Regions from separate parts of the Homo sapiens genome. Here region 2 is linked to region 1. A link is an interaction called in ENCODE POLR2A ChIA-PET data of the cell type or tissue named here. Cell type or tissue: PC-9. All regions are shown on one strand.

Evidence for each region. Peaks named below come from ENCODE experiments on the same cell type or tissue, not always from the same donor. Only the 100,000 strongest peaks of a DNase experiment are listed, where the experiment ranks them.
Region 2: POLR2A ChIA-PET joins it to region 1 with 5 read pairs; 1 of 35 experiments calls an interaction of 5 or more read pairs at or near these places.

What each region holds. Positions count from the first base shown.
Region 1 is chr17:16,417,933-16,420,432 of GRCh38, forward strand. It overlaps TRPV2 (transient receptor potential cation channel subfamily V member 2), which reads left to right. Exons shown (of 15, transcript NM_016113.5): 3 at 2,183-2,316. Among named protein-coding and RNA genes, the nearest start is that of TRPV2, 3.6 kb to the left of the region's middle. RefSeq lists an enhancer at 1,969-2,058. In PC-9, no CTCF peak of the experiment used is centred here; DNase peaks (open chromatin) are centred at 519, 1,359 and 2,209; H3K4me3 peaks cover 545 bases; H3K27ac peaks cover 2,077 bases.
Region 2 is chr17:16,582,974-16,585,473 of GRCh38, forward strand. No RefSeq gene overlaps it. Among named protein-coding and RNA genes, the nearest start is that of ZNF287, 15 kb to the left of the region's middle. In PC-9, a CTCF peak has its summit at 1,442 (motif pointing right); a DNase peak (open chromatin) is centred at 1,478; H3K4me3 peaks cover 803 bases.

The DNA of each region.
Region 1 (2,500 bases):
GTGAGACTCATTGACTAGTCCAGCACCAGTGCCCCTTCCCACAGCCTGTGGAGTCCTCAGTCTGGCCCTGGTGGCTCCTGGGCCCGACAGGCTGCCTCTGCTCTGCCATCTGGCATTGCTCTTTCCAGAGGCTTCCCCATTCTTGGCCTTCTGCCTTCTGAGGTCATGTTCTTCATGAGATACATTCTTGAGCTCTAAGTCCTCAACTGACCCTCAAATCCCCCTGTTCATGCCAACTCCCACCCCTGTCATGGTCCCTGTTGGGGAAGGCAGCAGGATCCACACTCCATCCAGTGAGAATCAAGGACATCTGGAAATGTCCCAGGCTCTCCTCAGTTCTGCAAGACTGAGCCTGTCACTCAGGGGACGTGAACTGTGGGATTGGGGATGACAGGCTTCTGCTTGGAGTCATCTGCACTTTGATTTTCCTGTGGTCTTTCCACCAATTCAGACTGTGTGAGCACCACATTCCTGAGAGTCCCACTTCCAGTCCTGCTGCATTTGGCACCCCCTACTTCCCTGCCCGGGGGCGGGGCCTGCCCAGTGAGGCTGGAGAATCCTCATGGGCCAGGCTAGACTCTGCCACAGAAGCCCCTTCTTCCCTTCTCATGCTTGAGGTACAGCCACCAGCTTTGGCCTCGCAGGCTAGAGCTGCTTCCTGTTTGTGCTGGAGGACAGTGGTCAGATTCAGCACCAGGGTAGGGGAGGATGCATGAGGAGATTCTGGGAGCTGTGGAGCCTGCCCGACACAGGCAGGACGGGCCCTTGATGCTTTCAGTACCTCAATCTGTGCCCTCAATGGGCTTCCCTACCCCAGGACCATGATGCCACCCTGGTGACAGAAAGTTCTTTGTCCAAATGGCCACTTCTGCCAGCCAGACTGTCCACAGGGCTCCTGTCAGCAGCAGATAGAGCCCTCATGGTCATGTGTGGCTTCCTGGTGCTGACAAAGGAGGGCTGGCTGTAATTACAGTCATAGCTGTTGGCTTAAAAAGTCTACCCTTGAAATCCCCACCTGATTCAAGGAGGCAGAGGTTGCAGTGAGCAGAGATTATGCCACCATACTCCAGCCTGGGTGTCAGTGTGACTCTGTCTCCAAAAAAAAAAAAAAAGTGACGGATCCCAACAATCACCTTGTCACCAACCTTTACTTGGTTGACCCATTCCACAAGAGACATTAAGCTGGGACCTGAGGGTCTACAAATCATCAAATAGCACCCCCTGTTCTTTGTCTTCGCATATCTGCTGGTGGTGGTACCAGAAGCCCCAGAGGCAAGTTGGCCCCTGTGATTAGTAACACAGCCCAGGAGGGAATGACTCATGCCCTTCCCACTTCCAGTCACCAGACGCTGCTAGATTCTAGATTCTGACAAGCTACCAGATCCCTTCCGGGGTCTGTGGGAGAGATTTCTCATTAGGTGTGCCTTCTTGGTGGTGTCTGATATGTTTCAACATTGGGCCCAGCGTTGGGCCCAGGTAATGCTCTGTTTCTGGGAAATTTCTTGCTGCCAAGCCTAGAATCTCTCTGGGGATTCAGAGTCAGGGTCTAAAGTTAAACAGCCCTGCTGAGATTCCCAGTTTGGCGCTGTGTGACTTTGGCAAGTTACATGACCTCCTTGTTTATCTAATGGAGAAATGAGTAGTTTCTGACCAGCAGGGCTGAAGTGAAGATGAAAGGCACAGAATATTCTGTAGTTAATAGATGGTTTCTAAGAGGAGAAGGGAGATTTTCTGCATACTTTCTTTGAAGGCAGTGATGCATGCAGCCACTGTGAGTCTGCGGGGACCTCCCACAGCCCTATCCAGATCCAGCCCCAAGCTCAAGAGCCACCACAAGTGGTGTGTGCTGAAGGGGACCCAGTGGGATATCGAGGCTGTTGAGAGATGGTACATCAAGGCACCTGGCACATGACAAGCACCTGATGCTGAAAAGTGTCTGTGATGACTGGCGTCATGGGGATGAAGCAGCTTAGTGCCTGGACAGGCCCCTTTTCCTCCTCCCGGGGTCCCCTAGGATGGCTCTAGGAGGATAGAGGCCCTCAGAAGGGCTCTCACTGGGCTCCTGGGCCTGAGGGGTGTGCAGTGTGTACAGGACTCCCTGAAAGGGCTCCCTGGGATGGAGGGCTTTTGGGGGGGCCTGTGGTTCTTCTCCAGCATGAGTCACAAACCACATCCTCCACAGTCAGCCGGATCCAAACCGATTTGACCGAGATCGGCTCTTCAATGCGGTCTCCCGGGGTGTCCCCGAGGATCTGGCTGGACTTCCAGAGTACCTGAGCAAGACCAGCAAGTACCTCACCGACTCGGAATACACAGGTAGACCCTGCCCTGTGGATCCAAGGCTAGGCATCCTGTGAGCTGATAGTTAGGTGGGCTGTGTGGGCTTGATCCCTGGTCAGGAGCTGAGGAGTGAGTGTTCTCAGCAGCCCTCCCACTGGAAGGATGGCTGGGGGGCCCTGTGGACAGAGTTAATCAAGGATGGCCTCCTGTCAGTCTTGGC
Region 2 (2,500 bases), 170 kb after region 1:
AAAGCAGCCGGAGCTGGCTAGGACAATGTGCATGTACTCCAGGGGGGACTTCATATGATAAAATTGGATGGAGGCCCAAGAAGGGACAGATGTAGCCTTAGCCTAGCTCTTGAGAGCACCAGGGCTCAAGGCTACCTTCCAGAAGAAAAGCGAGATAACTGAGAGGTGAGGATACATGGGCTCAAAATATTCTCTAGCCTGTGCTGAGGTGTGAGGTCCCCAAAGTCATGAGACTGATTCAATAAATGCATTTTCTTCTATGTTATAGGTTGAGGGCATTAGTCTTGTTTATAGATGAGGAAATGGAGGCTCAGAGAGATGTCGTGACTTAGCCAAAGTCAGTGAGTAGAGGCAGAGTCAGGACCTGAACTCTGGGGGTCTACCGCCAAGGTAACCCTGTTTTTATGTTTTAGTTACTCATACTTGAAGCAAACATGGTGGTCTTGGAACCTGTTTCTCAGCTGGAACCTGTTTCTCAGCTGGCAATAATTTCTTCAGTTGGAAACGGAGGTAAATTAATAGAACTAATTAAAAGAAGGGTCCTGCCGGGCACAGTGGCTCACGCCTGTAATCCCAGCATTTTGGGAGGCCAAGGAAGGTGGATCACCTGAGGTCAGCAGTTCGAGACCAGCCTGGCCAACATGGTGAAACCCCGTTTCTACTAAAAATACAAAAATAAGCCGGGCGTGGCGGCGGGCGCCTGTAATCCCAGCTACTCGGGAGATGAGGCAGGAGAATCGCTTGAACCCGGGAAGCGGAGGTTGCGGTGAGCCGTGATCGCACCCATTGTACTCCAGCTGGGCAAAAAGAGAGAAACACTGTCTAAAAAAAAAAAAAAAAAAGGTCAGTGGAAATGCTAGATGCTTAGCATATTTTAAAATTCAAAGGGGCTCTGGAAAATTCCCGCTGTAACGGTGAAAAATGTAGAATGCAACCGGAAGCTGGTGTAGAAGCGGGGGTTCTCCAGTCCCCAGCAGAGGCAGGGCCTCACTTGTCCCATCTCAAGTCCTGTTCCTTCCCTGTGGCCTCCTAGGCTTCGCCTCCTGCCCTCCACTGCGGGAGTTAGAAGAAGGAAAGAAAGAATAAAGATTAAAGTGTAGATAAACGAAACAGACAATTGAAAAACAGTAGACAGATTTCATAAAATCAAAAGTTCTTTTTTTGAAAAGATAAAATTGACAAACATTTACCTAGACTGACCAAGAAAAAGAGGGAAGTTTCAAAATAACGAAATTAGAGTTGAGAGTGGGAACATTACTATAGGTGTTACAGAAAGAAAAGAGATCATAATAGAATACTGCGAACAATGTACGCCAGCAAATCAGCCCACATGAAAGGGACAGCGTCAATTTCAGAGAATTGGCGCCGGGAGGGGCACGGGATCACCGTGCACAGTGAGTGCTGTACAAAGTGCCTGTGCAGCTCCCCGAAGCCGCAGGAGGGCGCCCGACTAAGCCTTTTCTGCCCTGCGTGAGGCGCATGCGTGTTCCGTCTGCAGCTGCAGACGCCCATCCTGGGAGTGGACACCAGCTTCGTTCCCTCTCAGCCCACTCGGGAAGCGCCACACGGCTTCGGCTTCGGACGATCCAGGGCCGCGTCCTCTGTGAGGAAACAGCTGTGACGGCTGAGGAGGGAGGGACCAGCTCTAACTGATTGCTTAAGTTGTTACAGATGGTACAGAGCCAGTGGCTGAGTTTTGTAAATCAGGTGTGTTCATTGAGCGAACTTTCCACTTCGGAATATTCAGCATCTGAGGAGGTTCAGTTTGATTTTGTCTATCGCTGGCGGGGCGCGGGCTGACGCCTGGGACCCCTGCACCTGGGGAAGCCGAGGAAGATCGCTTGAGCCCAGGAGTTCCAGACAAGCCTGGGCAACACAGCGAGACCCCGTCTCTACAAAAAAGAAAGAAAAATGTGTCTATCTCCAACCCAATGGTGAAATTAGGATGTCTGTAATCTCCTCGTAACATCCCGGATTATACATTATTACTTTTTTTACATTTCTTTTTTGTTCATTTTCAAAATTGGAAAATACATTCACTTGTCTTGTAAAAGTTTGTCGTTAAACATACTTGCAAATTATGTTTTGCAAGAGAAAAAAACTTTTATTTTTGTTTTTCTTTGTTGTAAGCAAGGGCAATGCAGGTCTTCTTTTTTGTCAGAATTTTTTGTTGGAAAGCTTATTTAATTTTCCACTTGTTTCAAAATATTATCCCATATTGATGAGTTGCACAGAATTTTTTTTTTTTTTTTTTTTTTGAGACAAAAGTCTTACTCTGTCTCCCAGGCTGGAGTGCAGTGGCATGATCTCGGCTCACTGCAACCTCCACCTTCCGGGTTCAAGCAATTCTCCTGCCTCAGCCTCCTGAGTACCTGGGATTACAGGCGCCCGCCACCACGCCCAGCTAATTTTTGTATTTTTAGTAGAGACGGGGTTTCACCATGTTGGTCAGGCTGGTCTCGAACCCCTGACCTCGTGATCCACCCGCCTCTACCTCCCA